3 separate regions of the Homo sapiens genome follow, and all the other regions are linked to region 1. A link is a loop called in an ENCODE intact Hi-C map of the cell type or tissue named here. Cell type or tissue: mammary epithelial cell. All regions are shown on one strand.

What was found. Hi-C counts contacts between places; a loop is a spot of excess contacts. Peaks named below come from ENCODE experiments on the same cell type or tissue, not always from the same donor. Only the 100,000 strongest peaks of a DNase experiment are listed, where the experiment ranks them.
Region 2: it touches region 1 in a loop (6-fold over the local background); 5 of 110 quality-filtered maps call a loop at or near these places.
Region 3: a loop joins it to region 1, with 4 times the contacts of the local background. A loop is called at or near these places in 7 of 110 quality-filtered maps.

What each region holds. Positions count from the first base shown.
Region 1 is chr4:76,582,903-76,590,902 of GRCh38, reverse strand. All of the region lies in intron 2 of SHROOM3 (shroom family member 3), which reads right to left. Among named protein-coding and RNA genes, the nearest start is that of MIR548AH, 11 kb to the right of the region's middle. RefSeq lists an enhancer at 4,527-4,596. In mammary epithelial cell, a CTCF peak has its summit at 4,731 (motif pointing left); DNase peaks (open chromatin) are centred at 572 and 4,712; H3K4me3 peaks cover 1,677 bases; H3K27ac peaks cover 4,730 bases.
Region 2 is chr4:76,748,595-76,756,594 of GRCh38, reverse strand. SHROOM3 (shroom family member 3) reads right to left here. Exons shown (of 11, transcript NM_020859.4): 6 at 7,505-7,578; 7 at 1,403-2,284; 8 at 1-146. All of the region lies in intron 1 of SHROOM3-AS1 (SHROOM3 antisense RNA 1), which reads left to right. Among named protein-coding and RNA genes, the nearest start is that of SHROOM3-AS1, 50 kb to the left of the region's middle. RefSeq lists a silencer at 2,385-2,679. In mammary epithelial cell, a CTCF peak has its summit at 7,697 (motif pointing right); DNase peaks (open chromatin) are centred at 2,534 and 3,204; H3K27ac peaks cover 2,177 bases.
Region 3 is chr4:76,730,388-76,738,387 of GRCh38, reverse strand. It overlaps SHROOM3 (shroom family member 3), which reads right to left. Exons shown (of 11, transcript NM_020859.4): 4 at 7,453-7,584. The region is part of intron 2 of SHROOM3-AS1 (SHROOM3 antisense RNA 1); the gene reads left to right. Among named protein-coding and RNA genes, the nearest start is that of SHROOM3-AS1, 68 kb to the left of the region's middle. In mammary epithelial cell, a CTCF peak has its summit at 4,722 (motif pointing right); no DNase peak of the experiment used is centred here.

The DNA of each region.
Region 1 (8,000 bases):
AAAGCTCACATTATTACAGAGGGGGAAAAATGCAGCTGCCGACAGGATCGCTAAGAACAACAAATACCAAGAAAATCTCAAAAAAACTGACCACTTTTTTCCTAACCATATTTTTGCTGACTATTTTCTCCACAGCCTTGGAAACTTGTTTTCACCTCCATTCTTTTCCAAAGAAAGACTTCTACCCCGGGGGAGAAAAAAAAAAAATTAAGACCTCAACACCAAGTACAAATTGCTCATTTAAAGAACAGGAATGTAGGATGCGGGGGCTTTTCTTCCTTAAAAACTCATCACTGTGTAGAAAAAATCTGAATGCTGTCCTGATTCTTCTTGAGCAGTGGAGCAGTTTTTTGGTTTTGTGTGAGTTAATTTTAATTAAAAAAAAAAAAAAAAGCACCATTCTTGAGAAGCTGTTGCTATGAGACTTCCTGGGCCACAACAGATGGCCACAAGAACAGTTCTCAGGCCTGAGCTCGGAGCTCTGCGGCCTCCACTCAGGCATACCATTAACATTCCTGAAATACCTTCGGAGGCAATGCAGGCCAGCCACCTTCAGACGGCTCACCCGCAACTGGCCTCCCTGGTCAAGGGGCCAGGGTTGAAATTTGTTATAAACTAAATGATCAGGTCTTTCTAGGAAAAAGCCAGAGGAGAGAGGGTGCTGTCCTCAATTTAGGCTTCAGGAAAACTTTACCAGCAACCCGCTGGGGTTTTGAGTTGTTCAGGTGAGCACACACCCAATTCATTTCATTGTTTTAATGCTCTCTCTTTCAGTCACAGAGTGATCCAGTTAAGAGAACCAGCATATTTTTGGCCTGAAGCATTTTAGTGCCCAGAGAGAACTGCTCAGGGAAAGGTTTAAGGATCCCTGATTTCCGTTTTGACAGAAAGACAAAAAGGGAAGGAGAACCGCATGGTATTTGAGGTTCTAATTTCTCACTAACTTCTTGGTAGTGTTGGACAAATTCTTCCATTTCATTCTTTTTCTCTCTCTCTTCCACACTAGGATAATGATATATGACCTACCTCAGATGGAAGAACTAATGATCCACGATTAATAAACAACTGAGAAATAAATGCATAAGTATCAGGTCACTGAGACTGTGCCTCCACTGCTGTGAGAGTAAAGATAAGGGAAGAACTTGGAGATTCCCTTCAGAGGCTGATTGCTGGGACCCCCGCCCCTGGAGGGCTGATGGGCAATGTGGAACACATGTTTTAGTGGGCAGAGTCTACTGGTAGCTCTACTGCTTACTAGGGAGCTTTGGTACTTGGAAAAAACCAAGTGTTTCTGAGCAGCCATAGCTTCCCAGGGTGGGGCTCATTTACATTCCAACACCAGAGTTTTTGCTTTAAAGCCAGGCTTCCAGTGCAGAAGCAAAGTCCTCCTTCAGTGACTGATGCCAGGAGTCTTTTTTCTTTTTTTTTTTTTTATGAGACAGAGTTTCACTCTTATCACCCAGGCTGGAGTGCAATAGCACAATCTCAGCTCACTGCAACCTCCGCCTTCTGGGTTCAAGCGATTCTCCTGCCTCAGCCTCCCGATTAGCTGGGATTACAGGCATGCGCCACCAAGCCTGGCTAATTTTGTATTTTTAGTAGAGACAGGGTTTCTCCATGTTGGTCAGGCTGGTCTCAAACTCCCGACCTCAGGTGATCTGCCCACCTTGGCCTCCCAAAGTGCTGGGATTACAGGCGTCAGCCACCGCACCCAGCTAGGAGTCTCTTGATCACTTGTGGAACATCACTCATTCTATCAGTTTTGGTTCACACAAGTTTGTTGAGAGCTTTTATCTCAATGGGATCAGATGATATGCCACCCATACCGCTCTGCGGCTATCATTTGGGCTTCATTTTTTAAACCAGTCAGTCCAACTAAGAAGCAAAATTGTGTGAGACAGCTTAGGTTCATGCCTTCCAAAATCATCCATTTGTATGAAAGTATACCTTCCCACCCGTCACCAAAATGTGATCATTAAGACTGCTGGGGATTTTTTTTTTGTTTATTTTTTGTTTTCTAAAAAACATGCCTTTTAGGGGTTTGGCCTAACAAGGAGTGCTACCTTTTCCCTATTAACCAGCGACATTTTAATGAAGTCATCTATGGAGGGGTGGAGGTGAGGAAGCTGTTTCTTTTTCCATGTGTCTAGGGCTACCCAAACTCAGCTTGCTTGTCTGCTCCCTATGGCCAGAGCACATTGAGCTAAGGGAGGTCTTCACCCAGCTGCTCAGCTTCTGAACCTACAGGCCTCCCCAACCCCAGGAAAAGTCAGGGGCCAAGGCTGGACACTGTGGGGAGAAGAAGGGGAGAGAGACAGAAACAGAAAGAAGGTGTCTGATGTTTGCAACCTTCCATTTGCAGAGCTGAACCTTCCAAGCAGAGCCAAGGGGGTGCACAGCATGTGTCTAGGAGGGGGAGGCTGCGTGGCTTTCTTGTGCCCCATTGTGTATTGTGCTGTCCACAGCACCAGTAGGGACCCTCACCAGACAGCAGTCAGGGAGCCTGGCAGGCATTCCACAGTTCCTGGAAGGAGGCTTTTAAAAATGGTCACTCGGGAAACAATAAACTTAAGATACTTAATCCCCTTGCCCTCCAATCTAACTCTCTAATGATATTGTTCTTGGAATAAAATATCTATTTATCATAGTTATTAATGAATGTGTTAAATTACATATTTGGAGTGCCCTGGTACTCTGCAGACCTGAACAAGGGCTTTCTACACTCTTAATATGAAACGTGGGGTTTGTGACTTTGTTTACTTTTAAGTATTGTTAAGAAGTTTTTCAACCAGCTCTCTCCTCTTCCTTTCTGTACCTTTTTAGGATACTGGGGTTTTTATGGAAGACAATGATTAGGGCTAAGATTAGGGAATAAGATGAGGGTATTTATCCCTCTCCATACAAAAAATGATTTACACTTAACTCAGGAAATTACCTTTGATTTATATATTCTCTAGGTTGTAATTCATAACCGAAGGTAGATTTTTGAAATATAAAAATGTTCAATATCTATTTAGCTTTCCAATGTTCATTTCTCTTTAACAACTTCAACATTTATAAATTCACTTTGTGTCTACCTACCTATGGATCCATATTTTAAAATCACTTGCATATACACTATATTTTTAAGTGATTGCTGTAGACTTGTGTGATGATCATATTTCATCTGATGGGTAATGCCATTTCTGGTGCTTTTATTCATCAAAGCAGTAATTTTTATGTTTATATTAAATGTCACTAATGTGTTATTTTATTATAGGAAAATGTTTTTATAAAGACACTTTAGCTAACTGCTGAAAAAAATGGAAAACTCCAACTGGCTGTAATCATTGGAAGAAAAAACACACTTGAGGATGATTAGCACAGATTTTGAATGACCTGTTTGCCCTATTGCTGTTTATCACTTGAACAGAATCATTGAGAATGGGTAAACACCTTCCTTTCATGAAGGTGTTTACATCCTTGAAATTAATGAGGTGGGAAAAGTAGTCTCAGAACCTCTTTAGATTTATAAAGAGAACTTTACCCATTTTCAGAATGTTTTCAATGAAAAAAATTTAAATCCAAGGGAAAATTACCTTCCTTCCTATCACAACAAAACAGACAGGGTGAAAACACTAGTCCCAAACCACCAGTCTTTTTTATCAATCTTCAATTATTAAATCCTCAAGTTACAAATACGGTGACAGCAACCCCAGAGAAAAGACAGGATGGTCCCTGAAGTATGTGTCAATTGATTTACAAGTAAAATGAAATCAGAGCATAGTTAAGGATTAATCAGAATCACACAGAAGCACGTTCTTAAGCATCTCAACTGTTGCTTAAATGTAGGTGCTTGCATTTATAATCCGACCTTCTCTGAAACATAAAGGATGAGAAGAGTGAGCCAACCAATCAATACAATCCAATTTTGCTGTTGAAGTGCAATTCATTGATTCACCCATGTCGAACAAACCTAAAAAAGAAAAGCTGCCTTCATATCCCAAATAAGAAAGTTAAAGATAGCTTTAAAAATAAGTTATAATTAAAATTAGGCTGTAAATCCTGAGGTTGCATGATTGGAGGGAGCCAAGATGTTCAGGCTGACTTGGTCTTATTATACAAGTTAGCATATATATTTGTTGGCCTTAACTAAAAGTTACTTTACTCTGTTATCATTTGAGCTTCTCATCAAATAGGAAAAAGTGCCCGTTGCCTGAGAGGACTAGAGTCATTTGTCAAGCTCTCTCCTCCCCATGTACATGTTTCTTTATTCTTTTATATTATTTTGTCAGCATATCTGACAGCCCAAAACCTTGGTGATTTCATCACAAAGGCCTAACTTGAACAACTTCCCTACCTCTCTTTAGTTTACCTTCCCAATGCTGGCATTTCTGCCAACATCGACGGAGAAATAATGTCATCGAGAAATCGTTGGTTTAAAATGGACTTACCTTAAGGAAGTCTATGCCCAGGCAGGTCCATTGTCCTCAGTTATCTGTTGGTCATTTCTGTCCTGCGTGACACTGGGCCAAGGCTGGCCCACCGCGGGGGCTTGGTGGCTTGGGGGAGGTGGCCTAGAGGCACGGTTCTGGCCCAGGAAGGATCCGCAGGAGCCAGCCCGAGGAAGACAGAGCTGAGACACAGGTGTCTGACACCACAGACGCACCTCCGCTGGGAACCTGGGCTGCCCTGATTAGCCAAACACAAAAGGCAGTTTGAATGACTGCCTCCTCCCGGCCAATCGCCGGCCGCCTGCCTGACAGGAGCTGGCCCGCTGATGTAAGGGGAAGTCCACTCGGCCAGAACCTGAGAACCGGTTTCCACCGCGCTGGCACGCCGACTCCGGCGTGCATTCCCGCCGCCACTTGCAGGAGCTGCCTGTCGTGCTGTGGTGTCCTGCCCGTCCCCAACAAGTGTCGCTCTAGGGTCCTCTGACTCATAAACACGACGTGCTGTGAAGACCATTAAAGCGAAGGTAAAGAAGAACACAGCGTCGGCAGCTTTATCTGCCCTTCCTCCCAGCCCTGGCGAGTCGGGCTTCTTTGTAGCTAATTAAGTTCAATTTTTAATTAGCTATGTTTTTTGCAAGCAACAGTTTCTTCCAGACACTGGGAGAAGAGACAGGAACAATAAAGAAAGATCTTTCTACAGTCATTGTTCTCAACAATGAAATTCAGTATTATAAAAATCACCACAGACATAAAAATAGATCATTTATAATAAAGATGCTGCTCATAAAAAAAGACAAAACAACAACACCACATCGCATCTTAAAATTCAGCACAGTGGGGTGCGATGCAGCCCGCCTTTGTAGATGAAATCATAACAGGTTTCCTAAACTCCATCCAGTTACAGACTTTACTTAAATCTATCATCTGAGGCCCTGAAACCGCAATCCTTCGCAGCTGTATGGATAAGTAGTGCTTGATTCAAGTTTGGTATTTGCCCCAGACTGTAGGGGTCAGCTTAACAGTAACCATAGACACAAAGAGAGAGAGAAAGAGAAAAGGAACAGCACACACAGAAAGAAAATGGGACTCCAAGAGTGTCTGAGTTTATGGGTATGTAAATGTATTTTCCTTAGAGCCATCATGATGGGAAAATAATTATAGAATACACAGACAATTTATAAATTTCCTTGCAAAAGAATTTGAACAAGATTTGCAGGTTATTTTTAGGCACAGAAAGAAGAGAGAAAGGGAGCATGCCCCCCTCCCCACACACACAGAATTCTGAATTCACAGTGGCATTATTTTCTACCAGCAGTAGTAATCATTCCAAACACCAACAAAGTCTGAAGCATCCTCAAAGTATCATTGCATTTCAAAGGTGATACTAATTTTATTGAAAGATTGTTCCTGTTTTAACTAGAATGTCTGTCTCTCTAGAATGTTCCACTTGAATTCCAGAGTTATTTATATCTCTATAATGTGAAATCTAAGGAAATGAAATTGAGGCAAATGTGGGATAGGAATGGGGTGGGGCACAGAATCATCTTTCAAAAGAAGAGAAGCCTCCCACTAGATCTGGCATCATAGATGCATTCGTTCAAAAGTAGCCTCCTTTTTTCTTAGGAAAGCACTGTTCTTATCCCAGCTTTATGTTTTCCTCTCCCCACCATGCAACCTCCCCAAAACACCACCACAGAGTGGAATTTCCTTCCATCATAGGCTACTCCCAGCAAGCCAGAGTTCAAGAGCAGCCAGGCCGTGCAATTCATTTTGAATATGTCAAATTTAACAACCTCCTGCTGCAGACCAGAGCTCATCTCCACTATGCGGAATGACGAATGGTCATGTTTGACGTTTGTTTATCACAATCAGCCGGCTAGTATGGGAACGCCATTCCTGAAAAGACCAGAACATTCACAGTAGTTTAAAGGAGCCAGGAGTGGACTCATTTGTGTCACCAGTCACTTCCTCATAGTCCAGCTCTGTCCAATTTAAGCTCACTTCAGATCCACTCTGCTCCAGATTCTCTGTGACAACATCCTCAACAGGTTGTGTTGGCTCAGGGAACTGTGTATATTGCATACACAGTCCTCATGGATGTTATGTTGTTACAGTAAAAGAAATCTATGTGACTCTTTTTTTTTTTTTTCTTTGAGATGCAGTCTTGCTCTGTCGCCAGGCTGGAGTGCAGTGGTGCAATCTCAGCTCACTGCAACCTCTGCCTCCCGGATACAAGAGATTCTCCTGCCTCAGCCTCCCAAGTAGCTGGGATTACAGGCATGTGCCACCACGCCTGGCTAATTTTTTATTTTTTTTTAGTAGAGATGGGGTTTCACCGTGTTGGCCAGACTGGTTTTGAACTCCTGACCTCAGGTGATCTGCCCGCCTCAGCCTCCCAAAGTGCTGGGATTATAGGCGTGAGCCGCCGTACCCAGCCTCTATGTCACTCTTTAGGGAAACTAAAACAAGGAAAAGTTAAAAGCAATTAAATAACCTGTCCTTTCACAAATTATGAGATGAATAAGGAAAGCATTGATATTTACAAAGAATGGATGCCTTTTAGTAATACTAGATTGAACCATATGAAATTGCCAATATTTGATAATTTTTGGTCCACTACAATAGAAATTTCATGTGGTTCCAACCTACAGTTGACCCATAGTTAGTAGTTACTATGTGTCGGTAGTTACCATGTTACATTCTCTAATCATCACCACAATTCTATAAGGTAAATATTATAATTATTACTCCAACTTTACAGATGTGGAAACTGAGGCTTCGAGAAGTAACTTGTTGAACATTTTACAGCCAGCAAGCAGCAGATCTGGAATGCACACCTAAGCAATCTGACCACAGAGCCCATGTTCTGAACCACCACCCTCTGAGATAAAGGCTTTGCATTCACCAGCTTTGTGATTGCAGGCAAATTATTCAGCTTTTCCAAGCGTCAGTTTTCTCTCCTCTGAAATGGGTACCTATCTGATGTGAGGACTGAAGGTGATGCTATGAAAAAGCACTTAGCATAGTGCTTGGTCTACAGGAAGAGCTCTAATGTTACCCAGTTGTGGTGGTATGGGCTGGATGGTCGCTCTTCCTACCTTCATCATGACCTGAGGTGAGAGCATAGAGCACGACCTTTCACCCTTGGGTGGTTGGGTGGCCACTCATGGACAGAAGAATGGTGAGCTCAGGGGTCCTCAAGTCTGGAGATGATGCCGTCCTAAGTCAGTGCAGACAACTCTGGTGCATAGGATGTTCTTTACACTGGAATGTGCACCAGCTCCCCTCATTTAGAAGGAAGACCATCCACACCACGCTGCTCCCCCAGCCCAGGTAAGACCTGCCCACAGCCCCATCTTGTATTTCCTCCTTTCTCTACATCTGAGTTCTAGAGAGCATTCAGACTCAGCTGTGATCAAAAACAAACGCATCTGTTCCTCATGTGGAATGCTCTCACAAACATCTTGACTTCTCACTTTCTACCTGTCCAGATTCTTTGGCAATCACTTGCAGAGGGTTAGGCCATTCTTGTTGGAAGAAGTAATGATGATCTAATCTGGAAGCAGT
Region 2 (8,000 bases), 170 kb before region 1:
TCATGAAGGAGGGTGGTGTGGACTCAGCCTCTGAACCCTTGATAGAAGTTTGGAGTCTGGAAGCCAGTGTCTGACTACCTACCACATGGGCTGCACCAGGCATGTGCCTTTCCCTTGCAATTGTCACTTTAGAAAGTTTGTTGAAGCTGCCAGGGATATTTAAAAAAAAAAAAAAAAGAGAGAGAGAGAAAGAGAGAGTGATAAGAGAAGGGTGATGATAAGAGGGTGGAGAAAGACTGAGGGAGAAGCTTTCCACATCAGGGCTGTAGCTTTCCACATCTTCCACATGTTACTGACAGAGCTAATGTTAAAGAATATGGCTTCTGATTATAAGTGGGTCTCCTGATACTGAACCCCGAAACTAAAAACATTTACCTACCTAGTCACAGGTCATGCTAGACACACAAACATACATAGATATATACATAGGAGTAGGGTGAGATAGTCACATTTGAGATCAACCCCTTCTTTAGAAAACAACAGCACTCTAAAGGGGCTCCTGAGCCCAGCAGCTGGTCAGGAGGTTGTCATCTCCTGAGGAAGATGGACTAGGAATTCAGTTCTGGTGAATGTTGCTGTTAGATTCCAGAGATTTCTGAAAGGTCTAGGTTAACAGGGGTAGTGGTAGTAAGTCACTCTTGTGGTGTTTAAAGAAAGCCACTCAAAAGGTGCTGTCAGGCAATGTGTTTTTTTGGTGTTTTGAGAGATTACTTGTTCTAGGGACTATGTGTTGGGGAATGCTTCTTTCTCATTCTCCTAGCTTCCAAGAGGTTTTCCCTAAACATTACTGACCTTGAGCCCTACTCTTTATTCCTCCCTATGGACATGGAGTGATTTTGGAAAGAGAAGCTGAGCATTCACATCCCAGTCTCTCTTCTCTTTTGAGACTGAGGCTGCCTCAAGGCTGTATATATTAATATCTATGTGTATTTGTGTGTCTAACATGACCTTTGATGAGGTAGGTAAAGCTGTTTAACTTGGGGGTTCAGTATCAAGAGACCCACTTACAATCTGAAGCCATATTCTTTAATGTTAGCTCTGTCAGTAATAAAAGTGATGTTTTTGTCTTCTATATGCCCTCCTCTTTTGTCTTATTTCCTAACTGATTCAGAACTCATCCAGGGAGGAGGGATTTACTTGGACCGCCTAAGCCTATCCTGTCCCCAGAAGTGAAATGTGCCCCTTGGGTCCCAGCTTTCATTTCTGCCACCCTGACTCCTCAGTACCCAATGACACTGGTCCAACTACCTCCTGAGGCAAACAGATCAACAGTGTCCTGAGCTGAGCTGTATAGAAACATCTCCATGCCAGGGTTCTTCTGTGGCCAGCAGAAGGACCTGGGCCACCTGGGGCATGACACTCTCCTGTTAGTGGGGGAAAGCTGCCCAGTCTGCTCACTCACCTGGGGCGTGGCCCCTCGGGATCCTCACTGTCCAGCTGCGCCTCACATACAGTGTGGGGAGGAGGTGGAGGGAAGTCATCCATGCTATACACCGGGGTTTCCTGACTCGGTGGAGGAGGTGGGGGTGGGGGAAGAGGTTCAAATGTGGGGCTGGACGTGGCCTTGGGGTGCGGATCCCTCACAAACACTTCGTCTTCATAATCCTCATGAGGTGGCGGGGAGTCCCGCAGGACAGACTCAGATATTCGGAGGGAGATCCTCCCTGGAGTGCTCGGGGCCCCAAGAGGTGTGTCTGGGTCAGAAGTGCTGCATAAACTTGGAAGACTCTGCTGTTTTTGATAGTGCTTCAGGTTTGCAAAATCAGGGGCTGAGGATTCCTCAGGAAGGCTGTCCTCTCTGGCTGCGTGGGCCCACTTTGCTCGAGAAGGAGGTGGCCACTGAGGCAGCGAGACCCTCTTCCTCGTTCCCTCTTCTACCCCATGCTCTGGGCCATCGCCCTCACAGCCTCTTGGACCGGGAGGCTGGGTCAGGGTGTGACCATTGCTTCTGTGCATCATGGCAGGGGTGTAGGGCGGGAGAGGCTGTCGCCCTGTCTGACCGTCCTGTGAGCAGTAGCCAGAGGGAATGGCTGAAGGCAGAGGGGTGCCAATTGGGGTCAGGGGTGCAGCCCTGGTGTCTGTGACCAGCCCTTGCGTTCCTGCCAGTGGTGGCCTGGGGCAGGGTGTCCTACTGGCTTGCCTCTGATGGTCCAGGGTTCCAGGACATTCACTAGGAACGGAGGAATCACCAATGGCTTTGCAGCCTGAACCACCCCAACGAGGGGTGAGATGGTGGAAGAGCGGCAGCATCTCTTCTTGGCCTCTTTCTGAACAACTGAGTGACCTGGAACGGCACACAGACAGGAGGGTTACAGCTCTGAAGAAAGGGGCAAACATGCAGCCCAATGCTCCTTACATAGATGAGAAAAGCATTTAAGAGGAAGGAGGACCTCTTTTCCTTCCCCCAGAAACTGCACACTGTCTTCCCTGGCTGCTCACAGGAAGACCCAAGTTAAACCAGTACTAGGCAGGCATAAATTCCTACAGGAAAATGTCACATGGAATGACTGGGTTCACAAGGCATTTTCTTTTATTAACCCTCTCACCGCCCCCACATCCTGTACACACCATGCAACATAAGGCAGCTTTTGAGGACAGGCTTCAGGCTATAAAAACAAACAGTACATTTCTTCAGCCCCTTTTAGGACTACTTCAGGAAATAGCTCCCAGCTCTGGGGAAAAATAATGCTGCCTTCTTCTCTCCCAGTGCGATCCCCACGGGGGAGGTCTGTTTTGAAAGCATTTGCATGGGCTGCTGAATTTGAAGGTTTTATTTACAACTTTTGCTTACTCTCCTAGTGTTTTCATTTCATCTGATGAAAAATAAAAAGGAGGGGGAGAGTCTCACCTAAGGAGCTAATAAGCAGTTACCTCTGGAGAAAGAGGCTGGCAATAATAAGCAAATATAGTACATGGTGATTTAAACAACTGTACGCTAGACTCCGAGGAAAAACCCAACAATTCGCAAAACTTTTGTTATTGTGTTCTAAAGGAGAAAAATCCACAAAACAAAACAGAAAAAAGAGTCTGTGGCACTACCTGCTATGCAAGAGTTAATGTGAGGATAAAAAGCTCTCCAGCAAACCCACCGTGATTTGTACATTCCCTGTCTGCAGTTCCCTGACTGGCTATGTGAGTGGATCTGGAGTGCAGATGGCACATTTCATCTCACAGATCTGACTCCTCTGAGGGAGTGGTGACTCAGTCCCACATCAGAGCAATAACACAGGGCTTGCCACAAGATCATCCAAGTGCCAGGCAAACAGAATGCAGCATGTGGTGGAAGAAGATGGCAAAGAACCAAATTAGCTCTTCTCATGCCTTTATTTTTCCTTTATTATACATAGATGCAGATGATGGAATAAAGGGCCCACCTCTCTCTCTGATGCAACCCCTCCCTTCCCATGACCAGTCCCTTTCATTCAGACATGGTTTCTTTACCAGGAACCTCTCCATAGAGAAGTGTAGCCACTCTGCACTTCCTGGTGGCTTCCCGCTGGGGATGCTCTTCACTTCTGTCTCATCCATCCTGGCATCCCCAGTACCTGCCACCAAGTACCCCCTCAGCAAATGTCTGTTGAACAGTGACGTCTCCTTTGCCCAGCTGCTCTCCAGACTGTAGCATACAAACTGTTTTTAAACCCAGCATCCTTTAACAGGATGTGGAGTCAGTTGAAATCTGATGTTTTAACGACTAATTCAGATGCCTTTATTTTATTTATTATATCTTGAGGCTTTTCTAAAGGGGAAGACATCACTAAAACATACAATAATATAGCACTTATCCTTTAAAGATCCAGCCCAATAGACTTTTATATGATGTTTTTAGTTTGTGTGACCTTAGTTTACACAAACTATACTAAAGTGGCATTTTCTTTTTGAAGATAATATCAGTGGTAAATGCTTAGCTTGGTTGAGAATGCTTCTCCGTGGTGATTATTTTGTGTTTTTAGGAATGAAGTTTGGGATAAAAAAAGACTTTGTTCAAGTCCCTTTTATAATAGAGTGTGAGAGGGTCACCCAGAGTCTGCTGATATGTATCCAGGAATCCTACTATTCAAGAATGGATTTTGAGAGCAATTAGTCTCACCTTTGTTTTGTTTTGCTTTAAAAAAAAAAAGAAAAAGCATTTTTAAAAAATTGTGGTTAGAAAAAACAACATAAAATTTCATCTTAACCATTTTTAAGTTCAGTAGTGTTAATATGTTCACACTGTTGTGAAACAGATCTCCAGAACTTTCACAACTTGCAAACCTAAAACTATGTACCCACTAAATAATAACTCCCCATTTCCCCCTCCTACTAACCCCTGGAAATCACTATTTTGTGTTTTGTGTGAATTTGACTACTTTAAGTACTTCATACAAGTGAAATTATACAGTATGTCTTTTTGTGACTGGCTTATATTTCACTTCACGTAATGTCATGTTGAAGCATGTGGCAGAATTTCCTTTTTAAGGCTGAGTAATATTCCATTGTATGGCTATACCACATTTTGTTTATCCAATCATCTGTCATGAGTAGACATTTGGGTTGTTTCCACCTCTTGGCTATTGTGAATAGTAAATACAGCTGCTATGAACATGGGTGTGAACATGGGTCTTGGAGACCCTGCTTTCAATTTTTTTGGACACATACTCTGAAGTGGCATTGCCAGATCATATGGTAGTTCTATTTTTAATGTTCTGAGATCTCCATGCTGTTTTTCATACGGCTGCACCATTTTACATTCCCACTAACAGTGTGCAAGGTTTCTAATTTCCCCATATCCTCACCAACACTGGTTGTTTTTCGTTTTTTTAATTGCAGCCATTCTAATGTGTGTGAGGTAAACATCTCATTGTGGTTTTGAGTTCTCTGATGATTAGTGGTGTTGAGCATCTTTTCAATGCTTGTTGGCCATGTGTCTGCCATCTTTGGATAAATGTCTAAGTCTTTTGCCCATTTTTATATAGACAAGTAAATTTTTATGTTTGAAATTAACAAGTGAATGTCTGAATTTAGTTGGATTGGTATCCTCTAGTGTTTTTCTTTAAAATGGAGATAAAAAGAGTGGAGAATGTTTGAAAACAGGAAAGAAGTATATAATAATGACAACTATTGTCTCTTTGTGACCCATGAAGGCATCAAACTCTCATAAAACTTGAACAGTGCAAAATCTCTACTTTTCTATAAATTAGAACATTTTATGTTTTTTAAAAAGCACTAATGTAAAGTCTGAATTTCATGTATTCAGGGAGAATTATGTCAGCATGGAGGAAAACTGACTGATCCTAATAGGCATTCATGGAGAACAGAGGGCACATTCCTCCAAATTCCACCTTCCAAATTATTTTGACATTTCAATATTGTCCAGTTGATGTGACTCTTGTCTTCGTACTATGATTAACAGAGTGACTATGATAAAAGACCATGCAAGCCTTTAGAAAAAAAAGAGTGTTATACTTTTTTGTGTCTTCTTGGTTGTGATGGTCAGAAAAATATACTGCAAGCAGAATTTTTAGTACTCAAAATTCATAGCACAGGATCTGTGATCAAGTCCCTCCCATGTTTTCCTGTCGGCTGCACTTTCCATGCCTATGCTTTTCCCCAGGACAGCTGAGAATTACATGTCCTGAAATTATCAATATCCTTTTCAGCAAGCACTAGGCATGCAGCTGCACCTATGCTAATGTCAATTGCTGAAGAACAGGACAAGCATTTCAGTTATTCAGTGGTATGCGATGCTTGTCATATTTATTCTTTTGGCATTTTTACAGCTCAGAAAGTTTTTTTTTTTTTTTAAACACAGAACTAATTTTGTTGAGGAAGATTTCCCCCTCCCCACAAAATTGCCACCTGTGTTTCTCAGATTGTCGATATTGCCACTGAGCCAACCAACAGCCCCCCTCACCTGTCACCTTCAATTATTTTTTTCCTTTCCAAGTTTTATTTTAGGTTCAAGGAGTACATGTACAGGTTTGTTACATGGGTAAATTGCATGACGCTGGGGTTTGATGTAAAGATAATTTTGTCACCCAGGTAAGCATAGTACCTGATAGGTAGTTTTTTCAATCCTCACCTTCCTCCCACCCTCCACCCTCAAATAGGCACCAGTGTCTATTGTTCCCTTCTTTGTGTCCATGTGTACTTAATGCTTAGCTTCCACTTGTAAGTGAGAACGTGCAGTATTTGTTTTTTTGTTTCTGTGTTCATTTGCTTAGGATAATGGCCTTCAGCTCCATCCATGTTGCTGCAAAGGACATGATCTTGTTCTTTTTTTTACCTTTGCCCATTTTTAAATAGGGTTATTTGATTGTTTGTTGTTTCGTCCCGTCTTTGATTTCAGACCAATTTTCTTTAGCAGTACTCTAGTTTATTGTTAGTTTTCCCTTGTCTCTAGCATTTAATTAATGCACCCAAACTCACCAAAGTCCTCAACCTCACCTTGAATACTTTCTTCCTTGTCAACACAGCTATAGGAGCAAGAGCATATAAATGTAGAAGGCTGATCTTGGCTAGAAAGCAGGTAATTAATACCTACTTCCTGACCATGTTGGCTGCTTCTACTTGACAGAATTAGGTTGTGTTATTAAGAAGGTGAATGTAGAAACAATGATTGAATGAAATGTAAGAAAAATTAAGGAAATGGCTTAAAAACGTAGAAAGGAGTAGGTAGGGTGTAGGTGTATTATCATTAGTAATAATAGATTATAGTAGATAACTCTGTAATGCTGCATTAAAACTACATACAGAGTACATGGTTCAGAGAATACCCTTTCTGAAAATTTCTACTTATTAAGTCCCATGTGAACAGTTCAAAATTTTAAATTCTAAAAAAGTGCTCATTTTACTTTTCTACCCAGGATATATGATTTTGATGGCATTTTAAAAAAACGACTTTCCTCTGTTTTCCATCCCCACATGTATAAAGTTATGATTTTGAGCTTTATTTTTCACCTCCGATGCTTACAGTTTGCCTTCCTCTGTGAAGCTGTTCATGAAATGCCCGTTCTTCCCTAGCACTGTGGTCACCAGATGTGATGCTCTGCACACAGAGCTGGATGAGATCAGCCACACAGGAGGCCCCATTTGTGAAAGCCATGGGGCACGCTCAAGAATAGCACCTCCATTAATTATTCTGTTGTCAAACTGGTTAGCCAAATCAACCTTGTCCTCAGTAGCACATGTTCAAAACCTATTTTGAACAAGTGTCATTCTTAAAGAAAATCATTTCTAAATGGAAAATAAAAAGTTCTCCATGCTAAATGACGAGTTAATGGGTGCAGCACACCAACATGGCACATGTATACATATGTAACAAACCTGCACGTTGTGCACATGTACCCTAAAACTTAAAGTATAATAATAAAACTAAAAAAAAAAGTTATCCATGGCCTAGACAAATCAAAAAAGCATGTGACACTATATGACATCACATTTCAATTTCTTGTAGAAAGGAACAAGAGTAGTTTAACACCAGCAGCATTCATATGCAGAGAGCATCATAAGTACATGTACATACCTAGATCCAGGACCAGCCAAATAACATGGATCCTTCACAAGACCAAAGCCACTGTCTTGCCCCAAAAGCACATCCTTGAAACACAAGAAAGGCACAGCATTACTGCCAATAAACGGGTGTTTAAATTTACCAAGAGGGTGGAGGTAAAAAGGAGAAGGAACACCTATTTACTGGCAACCTACTATTGTCAGGCCACGTGGTGGCACTCTTACATAATCCCATGGCATCGATGCAGGAGATAAGCCGAAGATTTAAAAAAAAAAAAAAAAAAAAAAAGCAGAGTCAGAATTTGAACTTCAGTCTGTCTCACCAGGTGCCTCCTCTAACAAGGATGTTTCCTAACTAAGAGAAGTCTCCTAACGATTATCTCTGGAGTTCAAAACAACTGCTAAACTTGAAATAGGATAACGAAGACAATGAATTCAATGGGCCAAACTTTTCAAATGGCAATAGGGAAATATGAGAGATGACGGGAAAGGACAGTCTATTACATTTT
Region 3 (8,000 bases), 150 kb before region 1:
TGTCTACTGGGGCTGTTTGTGGGAAGAGGGGAAAAAGTTAATAAGAGAATAGGCACGGGTGAAGGAGACTTTGTGTGCACATGTATATGTTTTTAGTTAATATCTTTCCTTTTTATGGAATTGAAGGATACACCCTGGCAATCTTCCTGGAATCTTAACTGCACTAGAAACAATTTGTTTGTGGTGGGAAAGCTAAACACAAAGCTGAATGAGAGAAATTAGAGTCAGAAAAAGCTCATGAGAGGCAGAACTAAGGGGAAAGAGGGAAGGAGAGGGAAGCTTTATGAGAAGGCTTAATCACAGGGGCTCTTCGGTGCTGGGATTCCAACACCTGTGGATGACTTCCAAAAGCCAAAGCAAAGCCTCCTCATACATTTAGGAGGGCAAGATTTTCTCATTTACAAGCTCCTCCAGATGGTTTTCAGAGCCCGTCTGGAGAAGAGGAAAAAGACTATCAATCACTGTAAACTCCAGAAAGCTGTCTCAAAATAAAATTACTTAGAAACTCAAAATATATGTGTTTTTAAAAAATCACTTAAAACTCAACAATAAGAAAACAACCTGATTTAAAAACTGGCCAATCCTAAGAAGATATACAGATGGTGAAAAAGCAAATGAAAAGGCTGTCATCATAAGTCACTAGGAAATTACAAATTAAAACAACAAGATACTAGGGAACATGTTCTCAGGACGTCCTGAGGGCTCTGTCATAGGCAAAAACAAAAAACAACCAAACAAAACCAAGATACCACTACACACCTATTAGAACGGCCAAAATCCAGAACATTGACAATACCAAATGCTGGTGAGGATGGGGAGCAAGAGAAACTCTCATTCATTGCAGGTGGTAATGCAAAATGGCACAGCCACTTTTAAAAGAAGTTTGGCAGTTTCTTACAAAATTAAACATACTCTTACCATAAGATCCAGTGATCACATTCCCTGGCATTTATCCACTGGAACTGAAAACTCACGTCCACACAAAAACCCACACACGGATGTTTACAGCAGTTTTATTCATAATTGCCAAAACATGGAAGCAACAAGGCTGTTCTGCAGTAGGTGAATAAACTGTGGTATATCTACACAATGGAATGTTATTCATTACTTAAAAAAAAAAAAAAGAGCTGTCAAGCCATGAAAAAAATATGAAAGAAACTAAAATGCATTTCACTAGATGAAAAAAGCCAGTCTGAAAAGGCTACAAACCATATGATTCCAACTACATGACTGACATTCTGGAAAAGGCAGAACAATGGACACAATAAAAAGATCAGTGGTTGCCAGGTCTTAGGGGCGATGCAAGGAGGAATGGGCGAGCACAGAGGATTTTTAGGACAGTGAAAGTATTCTGTACGATACTATAATGATGGATACATGTCATTATACATTTGTCCAAACCTACAAAATGCACAACAGCAACAGTGAACCCTAATATAAACTATGGACTTTGGGTGATTATGATGTGTCAATGTAGGTTTATCAGTTGTAACAAATGTACTACTCTGGTGGGGGTTGCTGAAAATGGAGGAGGCTGTGCATGTATGGGGACAGGGACTATATGGGAAATCTCTGGACTTTGTTCAATTTCACTATGAAACTAAAACTGCTCTAAAAAATGTCTGTCTCTGTCTCTATATATATACACACACGGGGAGGGCATATATGAAGGAATAAGTGGTTTAAATGTTTGTGACTCACTGTTCTCTAAAGAAGGGTAAATCACTAGAAGTTCTTGCCCAAGATTTTCTATTTTTAAATGGATAGGCGTTTCAACACTATTAAAATTCATGATGTATTCTTCTATTTCTAGATTACATGTAAATAAATGTAGTGTCTTATTGGTCAAGTATGTGATAATGCTTTATGGCTGGAATATCTCCAGATAATATGTTGAGACTAGAAAAACCATATTCGGAGTCAAAACTTGTGCTGGAATTTAAGGAAAAGGAGACTACACTTTCAGCAGCTCTCCTCAAGAATGTAATTTTTCTCTATCAGAGAAAGTCAGTTGACTGAATGGCGCATCCTACTTCGGGACAGATAGGTATAAATTCAAGGGAGAAAGGAAGGAAATAGCTCCCAAGCCAGCCAGATCAGGGAAATCAGACCCGGCACTCAATGGCATAGCATATGTCAAAGATTTTACCCCCTACCCTGAATTTCTTCATTCCCCTCTAAATAAAGAGGTCCTACTAAAGAAGCGCTAGACAGCCTTGTGGATAATCCTGTATGACCCAGTCTGCTTCCTTTTTAGAGCTAATACTTCCAGGGGAAATGGAACCCCATAAGGGCCGTTTCATTCACCATTTCTATGAAGGTAGGAGACATTAGGTAATCCTCCTCCCAACTGCTGAGAATTTTAGCAGTCTTTCATTGAAAGGATAATTCAAATCTAACATAGGAACACACACAACAAATCAAAGTAAATAAACTGATGGTTAACTGAAACACTATCGAGTGGGGAAGATACCATCACTAAAATATATATATATATATATATATATATATATATATATTTTTTTTTTTTTTTTTTTTTTTTTTTTTTAAGATAGAGTCTCGGTCTGTCGCCCAGGACGGAGTGCAGTGGCGCAATCTCGGCTCACTGCAACCACCGCCTCCCGGGTTCAAGCAATTCTCCTGCCTCAGCCTCCCGAGTAGCTGGGATTACAGGCAGGTACCACCATGCCCAGCTAATTTTTGTATTTTTAGTAGAGACGGGGTTTCACCATGTTGGCCAGGCACGTCTCAAACTCCTGACCTCAAATGATCCACCCTCCTTGGCCTCCCAAAGTGCTGGGATTACAGGCGTGAGCCACCGTGCCCAGCCTAACATATCTTAAAATATAGATGGTATCTATAAATATGAAATCCCTGTTACACATATCTCTAATCAGACCAGTGCAAGGGTATAGTGGGTTCCTTCCTGTAGCAAACCTAAGGTAGAAAGGTCATGGAAGGCCTCTGTTAGGTATTTTCCCTCCTGCCCGGAGAGGGTTCTGTCCCTTCAGAATTACCATTCCCAAGCTGCCTGGGGAATACAGGCACTGATATCACTCACTAGGACAAGTTCTTCCACTGCTGTCTGGAAATACTCATTTTTATTACCTTTGCCATTGATGCCACCAAAATGGCACTTTTAATGATGGGTAAGAAAACTTGGAATGAAGGTTTTCAATCCTGCAACAATTCCAACTCACATAAAGCCAGCCTTACTCTCAAGAGGGGTGCATCTTGAGTGGATCAAAGTTCTTACCATGGTCTGGCTACTTCTCCAGCCTCATTTTCTATTGCTCTTCTTCTTGCTCCCTGCACTCCAGCATAATAGTTTCCCTGTTGAAACTCAAACCCAGGAAATTTATTCCCATCTCAGGGTCTCAGAGTCTTTGTACTCACTGCTCCCACCACCCGGAGTGCTCTTCACCTGGCTTACTCCCTCTTACTTCATTCAGAGAGGACCTCCTGGAACTAACTAAAGAGCATCTCTTCTCTCCTTTATGCCTGTTACCCTGCTTTATTTTCTTCACAGCACTTACCACTACTTGACATTATATCATATCCCTTTGGTTATGTGAAAGAGACTTTGACTGTATCTATAATATTTAAAGAACTGAAGTGAACATAAAATGCTTTTTAATTCTGTGGTAGATGTATGTATTTTTATAATATCATTCTATTTTGTGTGTTTAAAATACTTTTAAACACAGGTATCTACCAGGTACGGTGGCTCACGCCTGTAATCCCAGCACTTTGGGAGGCTGAGGCGGGAGGATCGCTTGAGCCCAGAATGTCAATGTTGGAGTTAGCCTTGATCGCATCACTGCACCCCAGCCTGGGCAACACAGTGAGACCCATCTCAAAAAAAAAAAAAAAAGTATTTTTAAAATATTTAAAACATAGAGCACAAAATAAGTGTATGAAAACATTTCCTAAAGTGTGCTCACAGAACACTAATTCCTTAGATGATTAAATATGTTTGGAAAATATTGAGCTAAATAAGCTAAACAATTTTATTTACTGCAAGATTTCTGAGTCTTTTATAAACTATTGTTCTCCCAAACCATTTTTCATGTGTTGTTCTAAAAGAGAAATATATAATTTAACTAAGAGATGTTTTCTAAACTTACTTGATCTCAGAAACTTTTTTTTCTAAGAAGTATCTAGTGGATTGTTATTCCACGGAACACATTTTGGGAAACAAATAATTGTGGTGCAGGGGGCTTTTTATGCCTTGTTCACCACTGTACTCCCAATACCTACAAAGCATCTGAGACATAGTGGATGCTCATACAGATTTGTTGAATGAATGAATCACTGATTTGATACTGCTATTTCAGCCTCTTGTCAGGGGGCTAGACTACATAACTTTTCAGTCTCTTCTAAAGTACTTTAGTACTTTAGAACCACTGGGTGAGATTTCCATAGGGCAGCAAAAACAGAGTGTCAAGGGTCTGACAGAAAGCAGCTGAAATACAATTTCAGTGAAATTCCAAATCCAACCTAGCTCACAGTTAAATTACACATCTTCAGTCTCTCCATACTTCTCTTTCTCTCTCTCTCTCACCTCACTCCTGTCTCTCCCTCATCCTCTCACCCCCTCTTACGCCTGCTTCTTAACAAGAAACAGATCCATAAATTCAGGACTGAGATTGGTTTCTGGAACTTAAACTAAGGCTGTCAGAGAGATACCAGCCAACTGATGTGGCACACTGGACCACTAGATGCCACTGTGCTCCTCAGAAACACACCTGGGGCACCTCTCCACCTGCCGCTGCCAAGATCAGATCCCACAGGTGGAACTCAGCATGGGGGTCAAGCCCTCTGCCAAAGCTGCAAGCCTCAGGCATGGTTTGTTTGTGCTGCACCACAGGGTGGTTTGTGCTGCAGCAGGAGAGAATGCACACGCCTGTAACATTTTGAGTTATTTGAACTTTCCTTTCTCCTTTTGTCCCCATGCAGTGCTTTTGTGCTGATGGTCCTTATGTCAGGAGGAACAATTTTGAAGCTTCAATCAGAGAGACAGAGTGGTAGATACAGCACAAGGGCAGATCCACCTGCCTAAGCCCCTCTGGAGGCTGGGATGCAGAGGAGGAAGGAGGAGGTGCAGAAGCAAAGCCTTGAAAATACTGTACTTCTGGTGCTGACGGCCCCATTCCCCTGAGGCCTACTGGAGCTCACCATAGTTACTGTAAGCAGTCATTCTAAGTACTGATTGCAGTGCTTATCTCTGCTGAAGGGCCAGCACATTTTTTAAGTCACAGTGTGGCTTTGGATTTAGGGCTTCATAAGAAGGTTAGGAGTAAGGATGCTCAAAGGACCCCACTGTTGAAGGGCACTCTGTTAATACATACCCACCTGCATTTATAAGTGTGTGCTGGCCATTCACCCTCAAGTTCAGTACCAGGTTTCATGGTGTCCTGAAGTCTTCAGCTTAATTATTATAATCAGTCATCATTCATTGAGTGCTTACTATGTACTAAGAATTGCACATATGCTATTTTATATAATCCTCACAACAATCCAATGATGTAGGTACTAGTTATTTTACAGAAAAGGAAGCCAAGATCAAAGGTTAAATGATTTGCTCAAGCTTACACCGTAGGGGTAAGGGGAGATTTAAACCTAGGTCTGACTTAAAGGCCCAGTCCCTTACCACTATGCTATTCTTCCTTCATTGTTAGGCTCCACACACCTTACCTTCTAAAGGCCCTCAACACCTCCATGCCTGTAAAGCAAAAGTAGTCTGGCTTTGTCAAGGGTCAGGAGACACTGCTAGGAAACCTGCTCTCTGAGAACAGATGGCTCAGACGGTGAGAATAATTTCTTTCAGGGTGATTGGGAAGGACATGGGCAAGGGAGAGGAGCATCTGTAACCAGGAAGGAACCAGGACATTATCTCTTCCTGTGGCCTGAATCCTACCCTGATATGCTGAGAGAGGTTTGTCCTGTTCAATTCCATGAGCTACTGTTCATCAGTGAGAGGTCTAGGATTTGGCCCTTGACTTGACCAGACATGAGTATTAAGGGCTGTGACTGAGTTCTGGCCTTGCCAAATGCATAGCTACCATCTGTTCATTAAGTAATCCTTCCAGAAGCTTCCAGCCTCCCCTCCTCCCCCCAACACACATGCACACACATACCAACACTTGCGTCTCCTTTGTATGTAAGGACTAAGTGACCCTTATTTTCCTGACCTCGCTACATTAGCGCTATCTAAGCATTTCCCAAAAGTGATAAGCTACGGAGTCTAACTCCCTGGGATCAGAAGATAGATTCCAGTTTGTAGGGGTTCCAAGTCTGAAGTGGAGGGGAGTCCTGGCTTAGTTCTCTCTCTAATGTGTGATGGTGGTCAGGCTGTGCTCCCTCGTTCTATAACCCCTCTCCTAAACCACTTGTGAGGGCTCTCCTTCTTCCTGACCAAACCTTGACCCATACAACAAACAGTAGCTAGAAAAGCAGAGGAAGTATAACCTACTGATTACATGCAGCAGCTTTGAAACCTGGCTTGGATTTGTCTTGACTTGGGTACTGATCAGTTGTTTGAGCTTGGACAAACTAATCTTTCCAAGCTTAAATTTCTGTTTGTTTGTTTGTTTGTTTTTTTTTTGAGATGAAGTCTTACTCTGTCACCCAGGTTGGAGTGCAGTGGCGTGATCTGAGCTCACTGCAACCTCCACCTCCCGGGTTCAAGCGATTCTTCTGCCTCAGCCTCCCGAGTAGCTGGGATTACAGGTTCATGCCACCACACCTGGCTAATTTTTGTATTTTTAGTAGAGACAGGGTTTCACCGTGTTGGCCAGGCTGGTCTTGAACTCCTGACCTCAGGTGATCCGCCCTCCTTGGCCTCCCAAAGTGCTGGGATTACAGGCATAAGCCACTGCACCCAGCCGCAAGCTTCAATTTCCTATTCTGCAAAATGGGGTTAATACTACTGTATCTGTTTTAAAGAAGTCTATGAGTCACTACATGAGATAATGTATACACTGAGTGGTCCTCAGTACATTAGTTGTGCCGTTGGAGCTAAGATGGACAAATTACCTTAATTGAAAGAGCAAAACCAAATGGGGAGTTCAAACACAGGAATAAAAATGGATACGGTTTTGACTAAGGCAGAAAGCACACTTAAGCACTGAAGGAAGAAAAATCTCAATTTTTCTAATATAGTGCTATCAGTGGAGAAATGTCTGAGAATTGATGGACCCCATAAATATCTCAAATGGCCAGCCAGTGCTTCAAATAATTCTGATCTTCAAGTTGATCTAGCCAAGCATATAAAGGTAACTCATATACACGTCAAGCACTATAAGAGGATGAGAAAAGCAGTGGATAGAGATTTAATATTTAGTGTGAGTATAAGAAAAAACATTCTCAAAACAGAGAAGAAAACATTCTTTTCTGGGAACATGACATTAGAAAGAAAGAAACCCTTCAGTCTCAGCTATAGCCACTTACCTGGAATGGTAGCTTTGGTGCCAAGGAGGGCCGATCATACCCTGAGATATCTGCATCATGCTGGCATCGGGTTGCTTCTCCCCAGATTTAGTTGTGTGCCACGAGTGAGGTCGGCCTGCAGGCTCACTGCGCCTGGGGAGACACAGGAGGGACCCCCCAACATTAGCCAAAGTCTCAGCTGAGTCTCCTCACTGATGTGACTTGTGGATTTGGAAGCGAAGACTGCTGTGTCCTCAGAGATTGAAAAGCAACCAAGTCAATACTGAGAAGAAGATTTTGCTACTTATTTCTCTGACTAATCATTGTTATTCTCTGCTTAACTTGTAAAAATTTTTACTTATTTTGACATAATTTCAGACTTGCATTAAAATGTTGCAAAATTAGTGTAAAGAATTCTCACATAAACTTCGCCTAGACTTCCTACATGTTAACATTTTGTACTTTATTAATGTAAAGCACATGGAGTTGCCTTGGTCTTTCTTGGTCTCTATCTATCCATATATAAAAATGGGAGCCCGCAATTCCTTTCCATTTCCCAAAGGGCTTTG